Regions from separate parts of the Homo sapiens genome. Here region 1 is linked to region 2. A link is a contact called in ENCODE Hi-C data. All regions are on one chromosome and are shown on one strand. The core of a region is the stretch at or near the end of the contact, and the rest is flanking DNA. Distances in the headings are between cores, read along the strand shown.

Region 1 (6,669 bases), core at 1,473-3,972, 2.1 Mb before region 2:
AGGCCAGGTAGGAATATTCTGTAGGATGCAGTAAGAAATAGTTGCTAGTTGTTAATCTAACAAAATGTGCCAATGAAAGAAAACAGTCTGCTCAACAACACATTTTGGAAGCCTTAGGGTTATCTATTTAACTGTCTTTCTGGAAGTACATTCTAAGAGACCTAAACCAAACAAAGCACAGACAGTAACTATAAAAAACAAAACTCAGCTATGGCTGAACTATGGTTTATTTATCTCTAGATGTTTAGGTTCATGGTAATATAGACCCAAATCTCAGAGCTTATCTGGCATTTTCTATTTATCTAAGCCAGAGTAAATGTTTGTGTAATATCTGCCAGCTTGAAAGAATATGCCTGTCACTCACTACATTAAACATGACTACACACAACTTAATTTCCTGAGTTAGACACCTAAGAGAGTAAGGGGATTTATTTTTTAACAGCAAGAGTAAACCAGTATCAAAAGCTACTGTTTTTAAGCCACCAAAGGAGAGTAAAATCCTTCCCTTGAGCGGTCTGAGATGAGATTTCTTTATACTACAAGGAAGAAACCTTGAAAATTTTCTTCAAACAAGTATTTTTCCTATTCTAAGGGACAGAGATCAAACCAGTTTAGAAAAATGTTAGACCTTTCCCAGGGACTTCAGCTTTGGAATAAACAAAATAATCCACTTAATGGCCCCAAATATCAAGTAGGGGGAAGGGCAACCTTAAAAAGCACCCATAATTTTTATTACAGACTTAAAATTCTTACCGCCAGAAGTTTTGGGGAAAAATCGTCCTACTCATTGCCCTTTCACCCCAAGTAACAGGAAACACTACAGTTATTTTTAAAGGAAAGCCCCCGCTGTAGTGGCAGACATAAGGTCCAATGACTGTTGACGAAGTCTATATATCTATAGTAACGATGTGCTGCGCCTTCCCTGTGAGATCATCCAGCTGACGGCGCTGAGGGCTCGGGATGCTGGAACATCAGTTACCGAATGGTCACCCCAGAACAGGGAGTACTGCCCTAAGTTCCTCAAACGCTGCGATTCATACCGGGACTTCAATCCCCCTCCACACCCCCACCCCCGCCAGCTCCCTGACATTTCGCCTTTTAACAAGTTCAGGATTTAAACAATCACCTGACAGCAATGGTCCCAAGAGTGGATGGAGCACAAATTTTTCAAACCCAATTCTCGTGCACACTTCCAAGTCCTTTATGACCTTTCATTTCAATCCAAGAATTACACATGACAGAAGAAGCTTCAAGCCCTCCTAAATTACCCAAGGAAGGAGGCTACTGTATCAGTTTCTGCAGACCAGGGACAAACACCGCCGCTGTCAAGACGGGAAATAAAAGTTTCCCTACCTTCCTCCTCACCATGCCCCTGCCAGCGGCTGCCGGCGCGAGCGGCGGCTCCCTCCCGGCTGCAGAACGCCTCTCGTTGCCGGAGAAGGGGCTCAGCAAAATTGACTCTTCCTTATTTGTTTCCATCCATAATTGATGGGGAGATGAGAACGTAACACATCTCAGCACCGAGCTCTTGTCGCCTGGCGGAGACCCTGTCCAAGACGCTTCCGTAAAGCATTTCCAGTCGGGGAACAAAGCACGGAAAGTTGCTGGGTAGAGCGGCCGGGAGGAGACACCGGGAGCCGGGTGGGCGGTGGGGTGGCCGGTGGGCTGCTCCGGGCCCGGGAGTCCGCCCGCAGCGCGCTCTGCCAGTAAGGGGAGAGGGACGGTGGGAAGCGGCCGCCCTCCGGGCCTGGGCCGGGGATGGGGATGGCCAAGTCACCCGAGCTCCCGCCCCTCGCCGGCAGGCACTACCCGGGGGCCGTGCAATCCGGGCGCTCACTGACAGGTATCCTACGCCCGCGAGGGGCTGCTCCGGCCTCAACTGCGGCGCTGCGCCCCTTCTCCAGGACGCAGGCTAATGCTCGCCCGCCCGCTCCTAGCCGGGCGCAGAGCTGCCAGACCCCGGGCGTCCCAGCGTCCGCTCTGGGGCCAACGGGCGGGAGGGGGCGGCTAAGCCCGCAGGCGGCTCCTTCGGCCTTGGCTCAGCTCTCCCCGGCTGGCTCCTGGAGACGCTGTGCCCGGCAGAGAAGCAACCCCTGCTAACCCCAGCTATGTGCGGGGGACGCCGAGCTGGCTCTGCCTGGCAAGAAACTTTTACTTGATGCCCCCTCCGCTTTTTTTCCAAGGGGGTGCACAGTGGAGGAGGGCCTCCAAGTCCACTTGCCCCTCCCCCTAAGCCGCCAGCTTTGCCAGTTTTGACGCGTCCGCCAAACCTCTCTAGCCCTTTGCGCGTCCCTTGCACGGCAGGCAGAGAGAGCAGCTTGGAAAATAAATCAACTGTCCAGTGGCAACACACACACACACACACACACACACACACACACACACACACACACAGCGATTCGGGATCTCAGGTTCCGACCCCCACCGCGCGCACACACACACACACACACACACACACAGCGATTCGGGATCTCAGGTTCCGACCCCCACCGGGCGCCACAAGAGCATTAGCAAATTGTTGAAAACGGTCTTACCTCATTGGGGGGAGGCTGGTAAGAAAAAAGAAAAAGAAAAAAAAAAGCTTGCCACGCGCAAGGAAGAAAGAAAATAAAGAAAAATATTGTAAAAATAGATATCCCTCTGTCTCCTTAGGTCTTGGCTTCCTTGATAGAATCCTGAAACTCGCCACCACCCCTTGCAGCAGCAGCAGCAGCAGCGGGACAGAGCAGGAGCAAAACAAACCGATGCACGGCAAATGGTGTAATTCGATCCATCTCCAAGTCAATCCATCAGGCGAGCCGGAGCCTGGCTCCCTCCACGCACTCGGCAGCTCCCGGCGCGGGTCCCACCCCCGGGCACGGACGGCAGGAGGCGCGGCCGGCCGGGCGCGCTCGCCCTCGCGGGTGAACCGTGGCCAGCGCCGCCTGGAGGCCCCCACCCTGGCGCCGCGGCCCTGCTGACCCCTCGGTGGCCTCCGCGTCCCTCCTCTCCGGCGCTCTGCTGCGCACCCTCCCTCTCCCCACCTCTGAGTAGCTGCTCCTTCTAGCAACTCCCAGTGCCTCAGTCATCCAGCTCGCAGTGGGTGCTGCAGCCTGCGAAGCAACCTTTTCGATTCCCTCCCTCTTTCCCTCTCGCTCACTTCTTTCAGAGCTTTCCTCCAGAACCCAGAGGACAAATCACTGCAGCCCAGGAGAGCTGCGGGCGCAGTTGTTCCGTGAAGTTCTGCCTTAGTTTTCCAGTGTAAGATTTATTTTTTAAGCACATCTTTACAAACCCGCCCCCACATTACCCCCCCGCCCCCCATTTCTCTTTATAACCACTAAGCAAAACAGCTGGGAAGAAAGCAATCAAACATTGCTTTATCTTTATAAAATACAGAAATTGCCTACTAAAAATCCCATTTCTACTTTGAATGAAAGCCATTCTGTACAGTATAATTTTGCAGGCTAATGACCCGGTTTTACAGGCAAGTGTTTCATGTAATATGTTGTGGGAGAAATGAAAATGTCCTTGAAGTGACATCATTTAAAATTGACTGTCACAAATGAAAGGAAAAAAAAAGTCACATATTCCAAAACAAGAGGATTTTAATTCAAACTTCATTTCCAAGAACGGGCTGTGTTTTATTAATTTCCAGTTGAATTATGGATCACTGAGGGCTCTAAATGGCTAGAATGAACCATGATGCCCCTGTTTAAAGAAAAAGAAGAGAGCTTTTTCCGCCAAACTTAATTTTCATTTGAGTATGGTTAATTACCGTGAAAGAGAGAAGAGAGGGGCGCAGAAAGGACTTCCTTTCCTCAATGGTTCCTGCTTTCTCCCAAACACAGTTACATGTTTACATTTAGGAAAAATACCCTGGTCCTCGTTGTTTCTGAAACTTCCAAGGACAGCCTTGAAAAGGAACTCAAAAAAGACACCCCAAGCAACTGCTGCAGGACTCATCCGGAGAACTATTTCCTCCCTAGTTAACACTGTGTAACCCAAGGAAAGAAGGGGAGAGAAGGATGAGGAGTCTTTTAAAATATAGACTCTTTCCTGCTGTTCTTCCAATTAGAAGAAAAGAGTAGGGGGCGGAAAGAACAGCTTTGGCAACACAGCTCTGTGATTTTTTTCCTGTTGTTATTAGGTCTTTTGTTGGCCGGCTAGTTGGTGTTTTCTGGTTGTGCTGGGCTCTGACATCATTGCAAGTTACTTGGCAGTCAGGGCCCTTCCCCAGCCAACTTCTGACCCAGAAAGCTGTGCCTGTTTCCTGGCGTCCAGTTATTCTGTATTTTCTCCATCAAGGGAGCAAGCCCCCGTTGCAGGCAGAGGATACTGTGCATTGCATAAAGATTGCAAGGGGGTGGCCATTGGCTTGATGAGGAGTCAAATCGCCACCCACCTGGAGACAGAAAGCTCTTGAGTTGTCCTGCATCTGCAGTAGCAGCAAAGAGGGAAAAAAAATTAAATTCTGGAGATTCCTAAATTCCTTGCTAAAATTCCACAATCGTCAGCTTTCCAGAGTGCCACCTGAAGAGTGCAATTTGCCCTAGACTGAGTTCCTAAATCCAGGAAAAAATAAACTTTTAGATTGCAGAAGGATATGCTGGTAGGTCGTTTCAAGCCATGGATTAGCCGTGTTTTCAGTCTACATTATCAGTGAAGACTTCGGAGTCGATCCCTATATTTGGCTTGCTGGGGATGAGAGGTAGGAAGTAGGCTCTTCACTGTGGCATGGTACGAATGGTATCCTTTACCTTTTGGTCAAGACCAAAATATTACTTTTAAGCATTTATCATTTCCCTGGTTCCAAGAATCTTGATAGGAAAACAACGCTCCTTTTATTTGGATTTTAGTGGAAAGAAGTCTAAGGAAAACTGCTAACTCTTTATGCAGCTACCATTGTTGTGGTTTATTAGCATTTGGTCTCATCAGTTGATTTTACACACTTTTAACCTTTTAACTTTGCTACTTCTCCAGTCTAACTCCCCCCTCTCCCTACCTTATGCTTTAGATGCTAGCATTACCCAGAAACTTGCGGTTCACCACTGTGCCACACTGTTTCATGGTGTCTCTGCTTTCTGGGTACTCCATCCCCATATTGGTATGTAGTTTAATTTCTGCTTTTCCTGACTTCTAGCCAACAATTTGTTTAAATGTCAAAACTTGCCTCATCCCACTAGCCCCTACCATGGGCATAAGTGCTTTTCTTCTGTGCTCCCCTAACCAGTTCACTTACGTAATTAAGTAAATTGAAGGCAAATTACCGATTTAGCATGTCTTCCCCACTCGACACTCCTTAACAGCAGCAATCTCTATTTACCTAGACAGTCCCAGTGCCCACCACAGTGCCTGGCATTTAATGGACGCCCAATAAATACTTGTTAAACAGATCTAACAATGGAACCTACGACTTTCTCACACTCCCTTATGTGCTAAACCAGAGAATACAGTCAGCTCTAGATTGGATCCTTCTCCATTTATTCATCCTGCGTCCCCAGGACTCAGCAAAGTACTGGCATGAGAATGTTTGTTAAATGAGTAAAAGAAGGAAGGTATGGATGAATGGAGATAATTGAGTGTTTTCACCAGAAGAAATTGTAAAGGGCTCAATGCTTTACATGGTTAGTGATTATGCTTAAACATTATCTACATACATTTCCCATCAGTGGAAAGTAGTCATTTTGTTTACAGTCCAGTTTGAAGCATAACGGTCATCTGAAAATTACAGAAAATCTGTGTGTGTAATTGTTAATAAAAGTTCATCAGTCATCAGAAAGTACAACTTCTTAACTGTTATTAAACAAAACATCAGTACTTAATATGCACCCAAACTCTGTTCTAAGCATTTTACAAATATTAACTTGCAACAATGCTACAAGGTAAGTACTATTATTATTATTATCATTTTTATAGATGAGAAAACTGAAGCTTAGAGAGTTTAAGTGAATTGCCTAATGTCACAGAGTAGTAAGCAAGTAGGAGTTGAATTCTACCCCTTACTTAGTTGTAATAGTAGTTAATAATAGTGAGGTCATAGTTAATAGCAATAGATGATAATGAAGTCTTTGGAATATTAGTCTGGATTGAAACCCAGGCTCCTCCTCTCACTAGACTTGTGACTTGGGATAATTTATTTAGCCACACATGCTTCAGTCTTCTCATCTGGAAAACAGGGATGATGATAATAATATTCAAATTGATTTTATAAAAACAGAATGTGGTAATGCATGTAAAGTGTTTAGCATCTGACCTGGAACAAAGCAAGCACTGAATAAATATTAAACAATGCTTTTATAGATTCTCCAAAGGCAGCAGAATCTGGGAATCCTGCAGAATTGAATTTGAAACTTAATCCAACCTCACATTAAATGTGAGATTAAGGGCAAAAGTCCATGCTACACAATAGGTTTGCAATAAATGTTTGTTCCATTCCATCTCCTTCATTTTCTTATCTATGTGTATATGTCTATTAATTCTGATACACACACCACTCACTATCCAGTTGATATGAAATAACATTTTGTATGAATTTTAATGAATAATAAAATTTAGGACGTAGAATTTCATGTTTCAAAATAAAAAGAGGTATTGAAATTTCAAAGGTTGCTGCAGCTTCTGTGATTACTTTGATTTGGAATGCACATATAGTATTCCTTGCGTTCGCACATTATAGAAAGTGCTTTT
Region 2 (6,852 bases), core at 4,353-6,852:
GTGTGTGAGGTCTTACCATAATGAGAAAACACTCTTTAATTTCAAGGTATACATTTGCTATTTGGACATAGTTGGAGAGACTCTAAACTCAATCCTTTAATAGTTGAGACAGAATGAGGTGTAGACAGCTCACGTCTCTTCTGTGTCCAGCTAGATGACAATGACCCGTTCCTGGTGAAGCTTTGTCTGAGGGCATATCAAGAGTCAAGAGACCCAGGACCACAGTCCAGGGAGTGCTAGGTACAGCTCTTCCTGACCCATTTTGGGCCATGCTTTCTTCATCAATGGAATAAAGGATCAGATTGGGTGGCATCAAAGGTCCCCTGCTTCTCTAAAACTTTGCTATCCTCTAAATGAGAAAAGGAAAATGGAAGTTCACAAGCAGGCTTTCAAATGGGGACGCTTGTTCTAATAACTCCTTAGATTGATCAGAGATGTGAATTTTTGTGGCAAAGAATAACAAGGCTTTAATAAGCAGGTCTGGAACATAATTAGAATGGAAACCATTCCTCTCAATCTCTCCCCGCAAGTCCCCAAATCATTTGTGGAAGTGTTGATATGTGACAGGCATTGTGCTATGCACTTTACGTAATTACTCACAAAAACCAGAGAGGTGGGAATTATTATTCCCATTTTATAAGTGAGGAAATGGAGATTGTAAGACCATGAGATAGTCATTTACCATTTTGAGTCCATTTCCCTGAGTGTAAAATAAGTGGAGGTGTCTAGTTGCCATTAAAGACCTTTCTTACTCAATGATTCAAAACAAGCTTAGATTTGATCACCTAGACCTTGAAAGGCTCATGATTTTCCTCCAAACTCAGATGGCCCCTCATCCATCTCAAGCATCATTTATGTGCTCACAGAAACACAAAACCACATTTACTAGACCCAGCACTGTCTTGAAGAGCTCTCACAATCTATACTCCAAACATGGTGGTTGTTAAAACACATCATTTTCCTATGGAGACATCATGGGCTACCTTAGAACAAATAGCCAAAGATATAAGAAAGTTATCATAGAGTGAAATCACCACAATCCCCACTTCCAGAAGCAGCCCTCCCTCCCAGAAGTCAGGAATTGGTACCAGGATACAGACATAGCCATTTTCTCTCCATTCATGTAGCTAGGGCCAGAGCTGCTGGTTCCCAGCTAGGTGGCATGAAAGTTCCCTGAGGGCTGGGCTAGGGCCAAAACATGGAGATTCATTATGATCAGAAGGGAGTCACCCCATGGTATTTAAGGATGATCATAACATCATCACCCATCACCCACCATACATTTACAAAGTACTTACTATGTACATGGCACAACAGCTAACCTAGGTCACTTGCTGAAGAGGCCAAGTTTTTCTTTTCCTAACAGTCAAAATCATGAAGCTGAATATGGCTTTAACAACTTCAGGCAAGATCCTAGGGACCACACAGGGTGTCTGTAGAAGGAAAGTACATGGGAGACTCTTCTGCATAGGTTGGGTAAGAGATCCTAAGAGCAAGTGATGGACATGTCGGGATCATGACTTAAAAGAGATGGTGCCTAGTTGTAGCCATTTTTTTTAAACCTATTGTCCATTTGGTAGAACCAGTTGTATTAATTTTCTAGGGCTGCCATAACAAAACACTATAGACTAGATGAAGTCTAGAGAACAGAAATTTATTTTCTCAAAGTTCTGGAGATTGAAAGTCCAAGACCTCAGTGCTGATGAGACTGGTTTCTCCTGGGATCTCTCTCCCTGGTTTGCAGATGGCCACCTTCTCAGTGTGCCTTTGCGTGGCCTTTTCTCTGTGCACATGTGCTCCTGACGAGTCATCTTCTTATAAGGATACTATTCATATTGGATTAGGGCTCCACCTTAATGACCTAACTTAATTTTCCTTTTTTTTTTTTCTTTCTTTCTTTTTTTGAGACAGAGTCTTGCTCTGTTGCGCAGGCTAGAATGCAGTGGCATGATAATCTTGGCTCAATGCAACTTCCTCCTCTCCGGTTCAAGCAAGTCTCATGCCTCAGCCCCCTGAGTAGTTGGAATTACAGGTGCACACTACCCCACCCAGCTAATATTTTGAATTTTTAGTAGAGACGGGGTTCCTCTATGTTGGCCAGGCTGGCCTCAAACTCCCAGCCTCAAGCGATCTGCTTACCTCGGCCTCCCAAAGTGCTGGGATTACAGGCGTGAGCCACCGTGCCTGGCTAATTATTCTTTTATTGAGACAAGGTCTTGCTATGTTGCTCAGGCTAGCCTCGAACTTCTGAGCTCAAGCAGTTCTCCCACCTCAGCCTCCCAAGTAGCTGGGGCTACAGGTGCTCACCACCACTTCTAACTAAGGCACTATCTCCTAATACAGTCACATTCTAAGATCCTGGGGGCTAGGGTTTCAATATATGAATTTGGTGAGTCCATAACACCAGTATTTGCCCTTCCCAAAGTTACAGACATAGATAGTCCCAGTGTGTTCTAAATTTCCGAGGGTTTTTTTGTTCTGTTTTGTTTTTTTCCACAAAGTTCTCTACCTCCTGTCCCAATTTAGCACTTTCTCAATGTAAATCACAGGGATGGTTGGCTAGATCTACTTTTCTTTATTATTATTACCACCTACATCTGGGGATTACAAAGATTTTTAAGGCTGGGATTAAGAAGCAACTAGTTGGCTTCCAGCCAGGTCTGGGCAGCTTTCCATAAGCTATCCAAACTGCTCCTATTTACCAAGTCTTCAGAGTCAAAGAGGAGTTATATAGTAGATAGTGGAGCAGGGAAACGTGAAAGGAGAAGAAAAAAGTACATCTATGCCCAGAAATGCCTTGTCATGGGTCCGTCTCCATTCTTTATAAGACATTTCCTGTGTTACAACACATCGGATTAACAAAGCTAGACACAGGCAACATGGAGGAGAAACTGTTCTGCAAAGGAATCCGGTTTCCTTTCAACATTCAGTTTCATTTTCACTGGCAGAACACCAGCCACACAGACACGCACACACAGACCCTGGGCCCTGACTGACATTTCAAACACCCCCGTTCCAAATGTGTTTATATATTTTTCCAGCCAGAAAAAAAGCCCCAAATTTAAACAAAGTCATTTCCCAAACCACCAGCTGTCTCCTTAATGAATTTTGTTTTTTGGACTTAGTCACAAGCAACCCTTTCTGACCCACTTATTCATTCAATAAATAATGAGTACCTCCCCAGGCTTGGGGATATAAGGCCATAAGCTTGGGAGGGATACAAATAAGTTCTGATAAATGGTATCTACTTCAGCCCTCTACACTAAGTGCAGTGCTGGGTGCCTTAAATACTTGGGAAGGTGTTATTATCTCCACTGTACAATGAAGAAGCTGAGGCGAAAAGAAATTCAAAAGCCAAAGTTAAGCTGGGTGTGGTGGTTGCTTTGGGAAGCAGACAAGGGCAGATCACTTGAGGTCAGCAGTTCAAGACCAGCCTAGCCAATATGGTGAAACCCTGTCTCTACCAAAAAATACAAAAATTAGCCAGGTGTGGTGGTGGGTGGCTGGTGTAATCCCAGCTACTAGGGATGCTGAGGCAGGCGAATCACTCGAACCTGCGAGGAGGTTGCAGTGAGCAGAGATCACCTCACTGTACTCCAGCTTAGGCGACACAGCAAGACCATGTCTCAAAAAAAAAAAAAAGCCAAGGTTACAATGGGCCTTGGAAATGTCAATGGAAGTGTCAAGCCCAGAAGCCAAGTCATTGGGTCAGTGCCCTTTCTACTATCAGAGGATCTTAACCTGGACCCAAAAACTTAGATGGAAAAGTATTTTACATCTTTATTTTTACGGATATTTAATATTTACATCTTTTATTTCTCTAGTATCTAACTGAAATTTAACATTTACTTCAATTATGTATGTAGCCAACAAACCACAGCAGTATTGGCAATACTAAGACTTTGTCACCAATAGAAATCACAGATATTGGCCGTGCGCAGTGGCTCATGCCTGTAATCCCAGAACTTTGGGAGTCCAAGGTGGGCGTATCACAAGGTCAAGAGATCGAGACCATCCTGGACAATATGGTGAAATCCTGTCTCTACTAAAAATACAAAAATTAGCTGGGTGTGGTGGCACACACCTGTAGTCCCATCTACTCGGGAGGCTGAGGCAGGAGAATCACTTGAACCCAGCAGGCGGAGGTTGCATTGAACCGAGATCGCGCCACTGCACTCCAGCCTGGTGACAGAGTGAGACTCCGTCTCAAAAAAAAAAAAAAAAGAAGAAAGAAATTACAGATATTTTCTTATATTACAAGTATTACCTATATCTTGAAATAATTGTTTATGTTCTTTACTACTTCAAAATTATGGTAACTATTTAATCCACTGCTAGATCTTGTTATTTAATAACCTTGTTATTAAATAACGCATTCGTTTTTTAAAGACATATATATTACCATATCATAAATTCTTTTAATGTTTTGACATGTGTTTTGCAATTGGTTTCCTTTATAATACTCTTCCTTTTGTTTTATACCTTTAAAAAAGCATTGTTCTGGTCCAGCGCGGTGGCTCACTCGTGTAATCCCAGCACTTTGGAAGGCCGAAGTGTGCGGATCATTTGAGGCCAGGAGTTCGAGACCAGCTGGGCAACATGGTGAAACCCGCCTCTACTACAAATACTAAAATTAGCCAGGTGTGCTGCGCCTGTAATCCCAGTTACTCGGCAGGCTGAGGCAGGAGAATCGCTTGAACCCGGGAGGTGGAGGTGGCAGTGAGCCGAGATCGCGCCACTGCACTCCAGCTTGGGCGACAGAGCAAGACTCTGTCTCAAAAAAAAGTATTGTTCTGAGAGTCTTTAGCCTTCCCAGAAATGCCAAAGGGGTGCACAGCACAAAAATGGAACAGAGCCCTGCATTATAGCAATGGGCAGCGCAGGCAAAGCCAGGGGCTCTGTTCAGCGTCTTTGAGCAAAAAGCCAGGTTGGAATTTTGATAAATAAAAGAGACAGATGAAGAGGAAAGGAAATGAGCCCAGATTCCACCAGAAGACCCCTTCTCCCTTTCCACCAATTCCTGTTCAGCAGGTGCCCTAAATCCTCTCCCCTTCAGGTTTCAGCTGCAGCCGACCCCTCGAGCGCCCCCTCTGTCCCACGCGCAGTGTCGGTGGATGACTGTGTCAATCCCTGGCCCCCGGACGCCGAGCACCCACTCCCGCTCCAGGACGGTGCCGAGTGACAGTCAACAGGTGGAAGGCGCCAGAAACGTCCACACACCAAGACCACGGATACTTCGGTTTTTAAGCACCCCTCGCGGGTTGGCCTCTCCGCGGCCCTGAGGCTCTGACACTCTGAGAAGGAAGCAAGAGTCCCAAGACCCGGGTTCCAGACAAGGGCAGCAAGAGCTGCAGGTGTCCGGAGTTGAGGAAGCAAAGTTTGGGGCGCGGCGCACCGGGTCTGCGGAGTCCCAGCTGCGGAAACCGAGTTAAGCTAACAAACAGCCTCAGTGGTGGTCGCTGTCCCCGCCCAGTCTCCCTCCGCTGGCCCAGGGCCAAAGATCGGCCGCGGATGCCTCTTACCCGGGCGTGAGCGGAGCCTTCGGTCACTGCGTTGGCGCAGCAAAAACCTTCGCTCCCTTCTGGGTCTCAAGGCCTGGACTGGGGCCCCGCCCGCCTGCCATCCGGGCGGAGGCTGGAGGCGGGGAAAGCGAGGCTCCCCCCAGGAAAGGTCCCGAAAAGTCCCGCCGTGCCCCGCCCGGCGCCGCAGCCCAGGCACCATGGTCAGTGAACACACCAGGGCGTTGAGCGCTCACGGGGCACAGAACCAGGAACAAGCGTCCATCCGGCCTGGGGTGCTGCCGGCTGGACAGACTCGCCCCTTGCGCGCCCTGAAGGGCGGCCCCGCAGGCTGGGGCGCACAGGCGGAGGACACCGAGGCCACCTGACGCTTCCGCCCCTGGGTGCCAACAGCGTTTTGTAATCAGGGCAGGCAAAAGCGGAGGCGGGGCGCTGTGCAGAGAGGCTCTGGCTGTTCCCACTGGGTCCTCCTATGTGCCCTGGGCTTCTCACCGGGTTCACACAGCTGCCCAGAAACACAGGTATTCCCGCGCTCATTTCACAGAGAAGGTGACCGAGGTTCAGCTTTGGTGTGCGCTGGAGCCCTTCCTTCAAAACGCGCAGGCAGGGGTAAGCTGGCTTCCAGCCACTGGCCTCCACAGTGTCCCATCCCATATTCATGACTGGACATTTTCAGTTGGCGGCTCTTTCCAGGTTGATGTAAAGTCTCAGTGAGTGGTTCTCCACCATATCAGATTCAGTAACCCTTTTTACAATAAATACAGGGTGTCCCAAAAGTCTCATAACCTGAGAAGTGCAAGTGCTAGAAGCTTTCAAAAAAACAAACAAAAATAAACCCTTGAAAGTTTGAGTTTCTTTTACACTTATTTGGTTTTATGAATTTTGAATATATATATATATATATATATATATAGTTGTTGTTGTTGTTTTTTGAAACAGAGTCTCACTGTGTTGCCCAGGCTGGAGCGCAGTGAGTAGAGCAATCTCGGCTCACTGCAACATCTGCCTCATGGGTTCAACCAATTCTGGTGTCTCAGCCTCCTGAGTAGCTGGGACTACAGGTGTGTGCCACCATGCCCGGCTAATTTTTGTATGTTTCAGTAGAGATGAGGTTTCACCATGTTGGCCAAGCTGGTCTCAAACTCCTGGCCTCAAGCGATCTGCCCTCCTGGGCCTCCCAAAGTGCTGGGATTACAGGCGTGAGCCACCATGCCCAGCCTTGAATATTATTTTTTTAAATGTTTTCAACTGATACTTTCTATCTTTAATCAAAGAGACTGACTGTATCTATGGCAAAATCATCATGAACAATACAATACAAACGCAGACTGTA

The links. Hi-C counts contacts between places; a loop is a spot of excess contacts on that map. Pooled maps may share reads with other maps.
Region 1: a loop to region 2 is called in a map of gastrocnemius medialis, with 5 times the contacts of the local background. The contact joins the promoter of SEMA6D here to the promoter of SQOR in region 2. A Hi-C loop is called at or near these places in 2 of 168 maps with a recorded cell type or tissue (ascending aorta and gastrocnemius medialis) and 6 of 50 pooled maps.

What each region holds. Positions count from the first base shown.
Region 1 is chr15:47,713,558-47,720,226 of GRCh38, reverse strand. SEMA6D (semaphorin 6D) reads right to left here and starts at 2,722. Exons shown (of 19, transcript NM_001358351.3): 1 at 2,535-2,722. RefSeq lists a silencer at 2,601-2,895.
Region 2 is chr15:45,633,779-45,640,630 of GRCh38, reverse strand. It overlaps SQOR (sulfide quinone oxidoreductase), which reads right to left and starts at 5,602. Exons shown (of 10, transcript NM_021199.4): 1 at 5,523-5,602. RefSeq lists enhancers at 2,832-2,891, 2,922-3,001, 4,831-4,880, 4,911-5,000, 5,463-6,458 and a silencer at 5,481-5,650.